2 separate regions of the Homo sapiens genome follow, and region 1 is linked to region 2. A link is a contact called in ENCODE Hi-C or POLR2A ChIA-PET data. All regions are on one chromosome and are shown on one strand. Each heading gives the region's core, a stretch centred on a gene start or an enhancer-like site at or near the end of the contact. The rest is flanking DNA. Distances are from core to core; before and after follow the strand shown.

What was found. A loop is a pair of places that touch in the nucleus more often than their neighbours do. ChIA-PET counts read pairs that join two places held with the same protein, here RNA polymerase II (POLR2A). Pooled maps may share reads with other maps.
Region 1: POLR2A ChIA-PET joins it to region 2 with 20 read pairs in PC-3. The contact joins two enhancer-like sites. A Hi-C loop is called at or near these places in 2 of 37 single-sample maps with no recorded cell type and 2 of 50 pooled maps. POLR2A ChIA-PET finds 5 or more read pairs at or near these places in 1 of 52 experiments (PC-3).

What each region holds. Positions count from the first base shown.
Region 1 is chr3:149,602,189-149,608,399 of GRCh38, forward strand. All of the region lies in intron 2 of WWTR1 (WW domain containing transcription regulator 1), which reads right to left. Among named protein-coding and RNA genes, the nearest start is that of WWTR1-IT1, 47 kb to the right of the region's middle. RefSeq lists an enhancer at 2,434-3,124. Within about 2 kb of position 1,448, at least 4 of the 41 ENCODE cell types and tissues checked have a DNase peak (open chromatin) inside an H3K27ac peak, as active enhancers do.
Region 2 is chr3:149,399,951-149,405,745 of GRCh38, forward strand. LOC105374151 (a long non-coding RNA gene) reads right to left here and starts at 4,840. Exons shown (of 3, transcript XR_924574.3): 1 at 4,668-4,840; 2 at 1,315-1,491. Within about 2 kb of position 1,406, at least 9 of the 41 ENCODE cell types and tissues checked have a DNase peak (open chromatin) inside an H3K27ac peak, as active enhancers do.

The sequences.
Region 1 (6,211 bases), core at 198-2,697, 200 kb after region 2:
GCTAAGAGGAAATGTTAAGAAAACCAAAGGCAAAGTTCAGGTAGAATTTTCCGTCTGCAGAGTCATGATATAAGAGGATATTTTAATATCCTTTATATTCTTGAATGAGCATTCACATGTATTTTTGCTAGCAACTATTTTGGAATGAGCTGATGATTTGGATTAAAGAATAAGCAAAGCTATGTGAACAAAGGCAACCCAAGATGGGAAGGCGTTATTGGCAGCAGCGTTCTTTTCACTCTGGACCCTGAGCAACCCTGAAATTCCAGCAGTCACAGGGTCCTAAATACTTGGGGACATTCCGACTCAGTCTCACAGACTGAAAGGTAGAGAGCACAGATCTCAACAGGAACTGAAACTCTAGTGTTGATCATTGCCCTGACACAACTTTAAAGTGGCCACCAAACCCCTCAAATAGCTATTTTCATCCTTGTTTACACTGGCCACACTGACACTCAATTGGTGAGAAAAGGCTTCCCCCCCAACTTTTTTTTGAGACGGAGTCTCACTCTGTTGCCCAGACTGGAGTGCAGTGGCACGATCTCGGCTCACTGCAACCTCTGCTGTCCAGTTTCAAGAGATTCTCCTGCCTCAGCCTCCCGAGTTGCTGGGATTACAGCATCACCACACCCAGCTAATTTTTGTATTTACAGTAGAGACGGGGTTTCACCATGTTGGCCAGGCTGGTCTCGAACTCCTGACCTCAAGTGATCCGCTTGCCTGGGCCTCCCAAAGTGCTGAGATGATAGGCATGAGCCACTGTGCCCGGCCAGAAAAGCCTAATTTTAAAGCCAAAGATAAATAAATAAATAAATAAATAAATAACCAGGCTTCTTTCTACTCTAGGTTTCAACTGTAGAAATCTATTTGCAAACTTCAAAAACTATTAACTTTGGGCAAGAATTTTTAAGATCTGATAAGAGGAGACTCTAAAGTTAATAATGTCTTGCTTTGAGGAACAAGGGTCTCCACCCACCCTGGGCTCATAAACTGCCCCCCTCACTACCACTCTCTGGCTTCCCACCAAGTCCTCAAGAAATGATTTACTAAGTTCAATCAAGGAACCAGATTCTATGAAATAATAAAAGGAAAATGGAGTTCATGACTGAAATCAAGCTGGGCAGAGACATAAAGGGTCTTTGTTAATAACTGTACAAGGGAATGCAAATGAAGACAGGCTTCACAAGGAATTTTGACATCTTAATGAAGATTTATGAAGAATTTGCAGCATATTAACCTCAAATACAAGGGGAATTACATAGTCACATAAAAACACTGCTTTATGATTTCTTTAGCTTAAAAACAATTCAAAAGACAGTTTCTTCATGATAATGCTAATAATTTAGTTACAAAGGTTCCCCACCCCCCCCTTGTACTCCACTCTAATTACATTCTCCATCCCCCATTACATTTCTTTCTTTGGTTAACTCTGAAGTGATACAGCTCATTGGCATGCCCTAAAGCTGTGAACTGCCCCACTGATGAAATCATGACAGTGATTAAATTTCTCTATTCCACACAGAAAGTTTTGTGTTACACAGTTTTCTTTGTTCATGTCCTTAGTAACGCAGAAAATCAACTGACATTTTCTCCTAATAATGAGGGGAATATAAGATAATGTCAATGAAAAAAAAATCCTCTACTGGTGCTACATAAGCGGCATACCAAAAAAAAAAAAAAAAAAAAGCATGTGAAGCTGTACAGATCTCAGTCAAGAACACATTGGCCACATCTAAGGTCAGTGATAGTATTTTGCCACGGTCATAGATTTTATGTTGTATTCATGATACATACAGATAATTAGAAAGACTGAGTTCATTAAATATATTCAAAACACAGAAACTTTTTAAACTCCATAAATAGTAGTAATACTATAAGTAGTAGTACATGAAAAATAGTTTCATATTACATAATATGCAAAGCATTTTTGCTTTTGATTCTCTTAATATTTATTTCATGCTCCAACCCTGTAAGATAAGTATTATCCCAACTTTATAGGCTAAGGACCTGAGACCTAGAAGTTAAATAACTGGCTTAAAATCACACTGCCAACACTGCCAGACAATGGCTGAGGCCTCATTCCCTGTGACAGGGCCACCCCCTCACAGCTCACTGCATGCACACCCCACCACATCCCGGGAAGGAGCTTGCACAGGACTTTAAGGGCACATGACTTGGCTTCCATCTCTACTCATCATCCAGAGATGCTCCTTAGCTAAAAGAGAAGTTAATCTCAGGAAATCAATGCTAGCAGGGCCAGGTTTTACTCTTAGGGTTCTATCTCAAATTTTAGCTACAATTTAGAAAATGCAGGAAGTGAAGGAAGGAGGTCAAAGAAAGAGCCCTGGGACTTCCAGGAGGGCCAGGTGCTCCTTGTGTCACAGTTGCTGCTACAAGGGCTGCCTTAATCCCTAGTCCCCTAGCCCAGCCCCATTCCTCCCAGCCCACATGCTGACCAGCTGCTCAGTGTTTCTCTGTAGGGTATGTGAGGGGCAGATGCAGGCCAGCCCAAGGCTGCTGGCCTTCCGTGTGCTGCCCTTCCTGCTGAAGCGGTACTGGCCCTTCTTCACACCCTCCCAGTCTGCTCAGATCAGACACACTGGCAGGCCAGAAGGCAGGTGGGAGGACAGGTGCCAGGAAAAACCAGGCATAGAGAAAGGCCCACACAGAAGCTGAAGCCATACGTTCTGCATTCTTACCCATGGAGCAAAGGAGGGAAATGTCAATGGAAGGCTTGAGGTGCTGAGGTTCATGGTCACCTTATCCCTTGGATTTCAGGGTAGTGAGATTCATGGATAGGCTTCCAAGCCTGTGCACTGAAGGAGGGAAGGGTCACTAATTGAGAAAACAAGTAATTTAGACAGAAGGAGCAGCACTAAAGGTCCAGAGGCCGGAGACAGCACAATACACAGGAGAAACTGTAAGATCATCAATATGGTTGGAGAGTGGAGACCTGGTCACAGGGCCTCTCATAAGCTAAGGCATTTGAACTTTATCCTAAATGCCAAACGAGGAGCTTCAAAGCACATGCATAATTAAGACATCTGTCTTTTTAGAAAATCACTTTGGCCACAGCATGAGAGTGGATCAGAGGAGAGTAAGACCAGCTACCAGGTAGGAGACCAGTTAGAAGACTATTGCAGGAGCACAAGCAAAGGATGACCTTTCTAGTGTAGTGACCTACACTAGAAAACATAGACAAGGGAGCAGGTTATGGAGGAAATGTATGAGGCGGGACTGAGAGAACTTGGAGGACTGGATGTGATAGGTGAGGAAGAAATAATGGGTGAGGCAGTAATTTGAGCAATGTGGTTACTGAGTTCCATAACAACGGAGAAGGAGCAAGTTCGAGAGTGAGATAATGAATTTGCTTTGGACATGTTGCCTTTGAGGTGACTGTGGCGCATGCAAGTAGACGTGTTTAATGGGCAAAAGAATAGGGTATCCAGCACTCAAAAGAAAGATTTGTGCTAGAGATTTAGACTAGGGACTTATCACCATACAGTTGCTGAAACATTTTCTCTAGTTACTAAAATGTGGTCCCGAGTTACAGACTCCCTCAAGCCCCAGCCACCCCATGAAGCTGCTTTCTTACCACTAGTTAACATTCTGAAGTCCTCTCCTGAATCTAATATCCTGTCCAATACCACTGAGATACTGGAGAAACAAGAGAACACAGCTATAAAGACAAACAGGTACTGTCACAGGTGGCATACTGCTATGGTGTGAATGTCTGTGTCCCCACCAAATTCATATGTTGAAATATAACCTCCCAACATGGGGCCTTTGGAAGGTAGTTAGATCATGGGGGCAGAGCCCACATGGAATGGGATTAAGGCCCTCATGAAAGAGGCCAGAGAGAGCTTGTTTATCCCTTCTACCATATGATGACTCGGGTAGAAGGCATGATCTATGAGGAATAGGCCCTCATAAGACACCACATCTGCTGGTGTCTTGATCTTGTACTTCCTAGCTACCAGAACTGTGAGAAATAAATGTTTGTTGTTTCCTGAGCCACCTAGTTTATGGTATTTTTGTTATAGTAGCCTGGACAGACTGAGAAACATACTAATTATTTCATGCATATGTATTTTCCTGTCCCATTCCGCTTTAAGCGTTTCAGGTCAAAAATGTGTCTGCTATATGCCCTGGGTTTCTCTAAGGCAGTCTTGGTTTCAAACATTCTGGCCCTATGCATTCTTTTATCATTAAAATTTCTAAGAAATCCCAGCATTTCCTCAAATAGTAACTGACCAAATCTAGTCAGTAAACATTATAATATATAGGTCATGAAACACTGAGGTCTACAAAAGATACACAAAACTATGGGGTGAGGAAACATCAGTATTTCTCACTAAATTACACGAATAATAGCTTATATTGATATAGCTTCTTTTGTGAGGGGTGGGTAAAATACCACTTATAGGCTCATTCAAACCAAGTGCTGAGAATAGAGTGATGGGCAATACACACTCCGCCTTCATCCAGCTTCTTGTCAGATAATGACATAAACAATTACAGTTGCTCAGAAGAAGTAAGGATGCTAACAGGGGAAACTTCAGTCCACATAAAACTCAGGGAAAGCTTCCATAAAGAGAAGACCTTTCAAGTTGAGACTTACCAGGAATTAACTAGATGATAAAGGCAGAGAAGGAAGAGATTCCAAAGGGCGGCAAATGTGTGTGTGAAAGACCTGAAGTCAGATTTAACTTTATTCAAAAAGAACTGCGAGGCATCCACTCTGACTAGAAGCAGAGCAAAGCCGGGGTGGCCTGGAGGGGAGTGATACACAGTGAATGCTTTCGCTATTGTTGGACTATTGGTTACGGTTATAATACTACTATTACAATGGTATTTTTTTATTTGTAAAGCCCAAAAATGCCACCCTCATAAAAGCAGACAAAACTCATGATATCAAGGCAAAGCCATGACGCAGTTTTAACAGATATTACTATTTTCAGTTGCTTTTACTTTTTGAAATATTCATCTTTTTTAGTATTCATTGAATAAATGCATGTGAAATCTTTTTTTATGAGGAGAAATGTGTAACATAAATATAAATCCACTAATGCTGCTTAGAAGACTGATAACACGGGTTAACTTCAGTGACCTTTGAGAATTTGACATAGTTCTTTTCTTTTTTTGAGACAGAGTTTCACTCTGTTGCCCAGGTTGGAGTGCAGTAGCGTGATATTGGCTCACTGCAACCTCCACCTCCTGGATTCACGCCATTCTCCTGCCTCAGCCTCCTGAGTAGCTGGGACTACAGGCACACGCCGCAATGCCCGGGTAAATTTTTGTATTTTTAGTAGAGACAGGGTTTCACCATGTTAGCCAGGATGGTCTCGATCTCCTCACCTCGTGATCCGCCCGCCTCGGCCTCCCAAAGTGCTGGGATTACAGGTGTGAGCCACTGCACCCAGCCTTGACGTAGTGATTTTCTAAAGAACTTACTGAATTGATCTTCCCTAAAGTTTTAAATTGATTGAAGTACTTTCCAAATTAACTAATATAACTAAAACGATAGAATTCATTCTTTGTCAGTGAGGAATCAGAGTTCTCTTCAATGATTAACAACTTTAGGCGACTGCAAAAGTCAACAAAGACCTGTGTGACTGTAAAATTTCCTCTGGTAATTCAAAAACATTACTCAGAGATTTCCCAAGAGATAACTGAAACAAAAAAAGAAAAATAAGTAATGAATAAGTACACCTCCTCTGAAAAGTACGAATAAAACCATCTACCTAGCATCTTCAACAGGAGATTCCATTAGAATGCAAGTTTCGTGAGGGCAAATAGTTTAGTCTTCAAGGCCTAAGCCAGTGCCTTGAAGTACATGGTAGGTACTCAAGAACTATTTGTTACATGAATGAATAAATAAATGAATAACTAAAGTAACTGCAAAAATCAATATCTGATATTGTTGAATTCTGAGTATAATTATTCATATACATTTATTATTTTTAATAAAAATAGTGTAAATGCCTAATTGCCCATTATATTGTTTTTATAACTTCAAGAAAGACTGCACAAAATAGAAAAAAAATTTATTTAGAATACTAATATGTACATTTTTGTATTGTAACTACCCTACCATCTGTTTCACACACATGCACACACACAAATGTGCACACACACACAACCACCATCACCAGAGCCTGCACAGTTAGCACATATTAGTTTCTCAACAAATATCTAAATTTTTTTTTTT
Region 2 (5,795 bases), core at 156-2,655:
ATGCAGAAAAGGGGGAACCCTTATACACTGTTGGTGGGAGTGTGAATTAGTAAACCCATTGTGGAAAATAGTGTGGAGGTTTCTCAAAAAACTAAAAATAGAACTACCATATGATCCAGCAATTCTACTGGATCTACCTAATTCTATTAGGTAGTTATCCAAAGGAAAGAAGTCAGTATATCAAAGGGATATCTGCATTCCCATGTTTATAGCAGTACTATTCCCAATAGCCAATGTATGGAATCAACCAAAATGTCCATCAACAGAAGAATAGAAAGAAAATGTGAGATACACAATGGAATACTACTTGGCCATAAAAAAGAATAAAATTCTGTCATTCATGGCAATATGGATGAGCCAGGAAGACATTATGTTAAGCAAAATAACCCAGGCACAGAAAGATAAGTACTGCATGTTCTTACTCATGTGTGGGGGCTAAAAAAATTCTGTGCTAATAGAAGTAGAGAGTAGAATTTTGACTATTACAGGCTGGGAACGGTAGGGGGCTGGGGAGGTTGGGGAGAGGTTGGTTAACAGATACAAAATTACAGCTAGATAGAAGGAAGGAATTCTGGTGCTCTACAGCACTGCAAGGGGAATATGGTTAAAGATAATTTATTGCATATTTTTAAAAAGCTAAAAGAGAGGATTTTGAATGTTCACAATACAAAGAAATGATACATATTTGAGATGATGGATGTGCTGATTACTCTCATATGATCATTATCCATTGTATACATGGGTATTGAAATATGACTGTATCCCATAATATATACAATTATTACATGTCAACTAAAAATAAAAAGAAAAGTAAAAAATAAAAATTCAATCATGTATACATAGCACTCAAGGGCATATTTGCTTAATCCTTAGAATGACATTTTGTTCAGTGCAAAAGAGTGATGCAAGAAGTTAAAAGCAATGTGCTGGGTATACTCCTTACTAATAATACTAACAATACTTCTATTTATATAAACTTCTGTGGTCTTCAAAGCCCTTCTAAATGTATAACCAAAATGTTGAGAAAAGGCTATATGGTTGTTACATTTACTGACCAGAATTGAGCTATTTTGTTTGATGCTCAAAACAATGTTTGATATAGGTAGAGAAGGTGTTTTATTACTTCATCGTTATTATTATTATTTTACAACTGGAAAAACTAAGAGAGTTCAGATGACTTGCCCAGAATCCAGAAAAAGTAGCAAGACTGGAAGTAAACCTATGTTTCCAATCCTAGTACCTTTTCTCTCCTAATATATCATACAGTTTCTAAGATAATTATGAAAGGTGATTGACTTGAAATCACTTGTTTACCTTTGAAGAGAGATTTTCTTTCCAGATCTCCAGTTGCCTGTCACTACCCTCTGTCAAGACCCTTGGAGTCATGACTAACAGGAAGGGAGCAGGTGGCAGCGTGGCCACCTGCCATGCAGAAAGACTGGGTCACTTCCTGTTGGTAAAGGGTTTCCTGGTTCAGGTTTGTTAGGCATTCTAAAATGGAGAGAAAAACAAATGCACCTCTAAAGTACATGGAAAAATAAACACCAAAGTCAATGTTTTTGTGTTCCAAATGAAAATGTCACTCTAAAGAGAATCAGCTGTTATTTTTAGAAAGAAAGAATAAAATTTCAGCTCTGTATACCAAAACTATAGCCTCATCCATTAGGGACACTGATGTAGAAGCAAGTAGAAACTATCCAAAGTCTGCAGTTCCTACCTGACTAGGTAATGCTTAAATAAATAATCAGTTCTCATCATGCAACTCAATGTTTAGCTGAGTCCAAACATACTGCTGCCAACATTTTAAAGTCAACAACGATATCTAAAATAAACATAGGCTGACTAACACACACTGGTACTTTAATGAAAATATATTGTGAAATAGCTCCTTGCCAATAGAAGTTCTTGCGCTCCTTCTTTGGATAACTGTGGACTATTCAACAGAATGTTAAGCCACCTATATTTTTTAAATTAATTAATTCAACAACCTCCCCCCTTTTTCGAGCACTTACTCTTAAGAATTTGAAGGATCTGAGATTTTAGCTTATTTTATCCTATTTTGAAGCTATTTGTTAGCTTGCCAGTTTCAAAGGAACTGGTAGAAGTCATGAGATTCTTGGGTCAGAGACAAGTGACTTTGTTACAGCAGTAGCAGTAGCCAGTTTCAGCATTTGAGAGGAACTCTGAGCTTAGGGAAATCAGGCCTTTTACACCGAACAGGAAGCATGCCTACTCATTACTCTTGAGACACTTTTTCACTCTTCCAAGGTGGTTTGCTACACAAACACCCTTGAAAAATAGTCCAGAACAAAGTCAGTCAATCCCTTTACTCATGAGACATGTAGAAATGTGAGAAATCCAAGGAGAATTGTCTCCAGACACTTACTCTCTACCAGACATTGTAATAGATGCTAAACATACGAAGATAGAAAGAAAGAACATGCTACCTAATTCTTGATAAATATAATAGTGCTAATAAATTCAACTGACATTAAACTCTCAAGTTCTGTCCATAGAAAATGTAGGAAGTTCAGTTTGTTTAGTAACCCTCTTTAAATTCTTCTAATCAAGAAAATTGGTGAAGTATTCACAAGGCAGAAAGCCTGCCTTTTCATCACCAGCTTGTTTGCCAGTGAAGTGTTGAAGTACTATGTGTTGGCAAAATGGAACTAACGCATTACAATTACATTAGAGTGCAATATCTCCGCACTTTCCAAAGTTTTCAGTCTGTGGCATAATGATCAAGATGACATAAAGGCAAAGGTCACTGGCAGGGGAAGTAGATAAGAAAAAAGTGAAAGCCTATAGAAAAATATTATCAAGGAAACCTTTCTTAATTGTACTGATAGGACTTTGCTATAAAAGAAATTAGAATTAAGCCACACCAAAATTCAGAGCAAAACACCCGACTCTAGCAAATGCATGAGTTACAAATGCCTTTAGAATACAATTTAGAGGTGCGTTTTTCTTTTTTTCCTAAAACAAAACAAAAGGGATACATGTGTAGAATGTGCAGGTTTGTTACCTAGGTATACGTGTGCCATGGTGGTTTGCTGCACCTATTGATCCGTCCTGTAAGTTCCCTCCCTTCACCCCCCACCCTCCACCCCCCACCGCCCAACACGCCCTAGTGTGTGATGTTCTTCTCTCTGTGTCCATGTGTTCTCATTGTTCAACTCCCACTTATGAGTGAGAACATGCAGTGTTTGGTTAGAGGTGAGTTTTTCTATGGGGACTTGAGCATTATTACCAGAATGAATTTAAAAACAAAATTTTAAAATTCCACCGAAAATATATAGTCTGAGCCTCTGAAAAAGACATAGACATGTTACCTAAATCATTTCAACTTCAGTTAATGCTTTATAATGCCATTTCTCCCATTATTCTGATCCAGCTCCCTTTAGGCTCACTCGGTTTTTAACAAGGAACTTTTCAAAAGTAAATTGACTTCCTAGGCAGACTTTTCCACAAGTGAGAGAAACTTCTGACCTGACAATATGGATATTTCAGACTCTTTAATAGCACTCTTTTTTTTTTTCCATTCCAAATTAGTTAATTGGAGGTTTGATTTTTCAATAAGGCTCTTGTGAATTTAGTCAGCGTAAGCCACTTCCATCAGAGTCTTTCTCCTGGGTAACATGAAAATAACTACTGGATATTTTGAAGATGCAAACAAACTGTTGAGAAATACTTTGTTCCTAAGTGGACTCACGCTGAGGCTCCACTGACAAGTGCAAGTCCTCTGGAGACTGAATGGCTTACCTGATGGCTGTTCTCCCTTTGATTTTTTTCAATGTAATAATAATTTTGTCTTTTTCCTTTGATTTTTCCATGAAAGTTAAAATTTAAGAACATGTTGAAGATCTATCTCTAGTATAGTACACAAAACACCATTTCCTACATCTGAGCTAATATTACTCTCTTGGGCTACCTACAAAACTGGCAATTTCTATGTAGGGTAGCATACAGTCATGTCTGTAATTCTTTGATCTGTCACAGGTACAGGAGTTCCTCTAAGATTATAGATGTATATTTATAAAACTGGTAACATATACTACACTTGATTTCAGCCAAAATGCTGAGAAATGATTTTATATATATGTATATATGTATGTATATGTATGTACACACACAAATACATATATGCATATATAGGATTGCCAGCATATATATAAATATAGTATTTTGAGACATAGTGAAATAATATTGGATAACAAAGACCTAAGTGGAAATACAATGTATGTTTAGATTATTTAAAATAATTTAATAATAGTAAATAATTATCCCCAAATTAATTTATCATCCTGAACTATTTGAATCATTTAGCACTTAGGAAATTTTTTAATTTCCCAGTGTTTCGGGAACTTTTCCCAAGAGTATTGATTCCAGTGTACTTTGATTGTGAGGAAATGCTGTGAAACAAGTCTTGTTATCTCCATATTCAGAGGCATCCAATGTTGTGATTGTTCTTAGAAAGATTATAAAAGTCATAAAACTTACCACAGTGAAGAGAATTAATAAAATACTTTTATAATATCTATTGTCTGTGTCTGAAAGAGTTAATGCTAAGGGTAATGTGGCTGTTAGGTGGGGTTCTGAGGAAATAGCGGGAGAGGCCCTGGTGAGGCGTCTCCATGAGAACCTACCCCACAAACCCATTCACTTACCCATAGCAAGAGATTTCCAGAGCAAAACCTCCTTGGATGTGTAAGGAGGAAGGAAGGAAAAATCAAACCAGTGGAGCCAAATTTGCTTCTCTATGATTTCTTTTTGGGTCACCATCAGTCAGAGGTGTGTGCCTTTTCCCAGCTGTCAATAACCTGAGTCATAAGAGAAGGAAGATAGCAGATCACCCAGAGGAGGTGATGAACCATAGCCAATCAATTTTTGCAGGAAATGGTGTGGGCATTTGAAGAGAGATTAAACATGCGCACAGGAGCCAGGGGGAGGTCTGGTGTCTACCCCCTGAATGGAGTTTCCAAAAGTTGTACATTTTACAAACAAATGTGGTGCATCTTATAAGGCTTAATGTTTTTAGGAAACGACTTTGATATGACAATTGTGAAGGCTATGATGAAAAGACAAAACAGAAAACCGTGTAAAAGTAGGAGCCTGACATTACAAAGAATGACACCTTTGTGTGTTGCTCCCCCAACAGCCAGCACCAGGCCTTGCTTTCCAGCTAGCGCTACTGCAGGTTTATACTCTCTGAAGTTAGACGCTGGTTATTCCCCAGAGCAAAGCAAGGGATATAAACAAAAAAGAAAAAAGAAAAGAAAAAGGAAGAAAAGAAAAGCACCCATCCACCTGAGTTAGAATCTTAGCTGCCATTCTCTAACTTGACTCGGTTACTTGGCTGACTCTGTTTCCTCACCTGCAGGATGGAGTTTTTTAAAACACCTACCTCCCAGAGCACTATAAAAATTTAATAAAATAAAGTTTGTGTCTCAGCTTGGGTTCCCAGAAGAGACCTGAAACTAGGACTTGAGTGCAAGTAGTTTATTTGGAAGGTTAAGGGAACACTCAAAGAGGAGTGGGAGCTCAGATAAAGGAAAGGAAGGAGCTCTTCAAAGGAGCATTAGCCGAGCCTGGGCAACATAGTGTAAACTTGTCTCTACGAAAAAAGATAATAAAAAAATTAGCTGGGTGTTGTGGTACATGCCTGTAGTCCCAGCTTCTCGGGAGGCCAAGGTGGGAGGCTGACTGTAGCCCGTAAGATAGAGGCTGCAGTGAGCTGTGATCGTGCCACTGCACTCCAGCCTGGGCAACAGAGCAAGCCCCAGTCTCAAAAAATT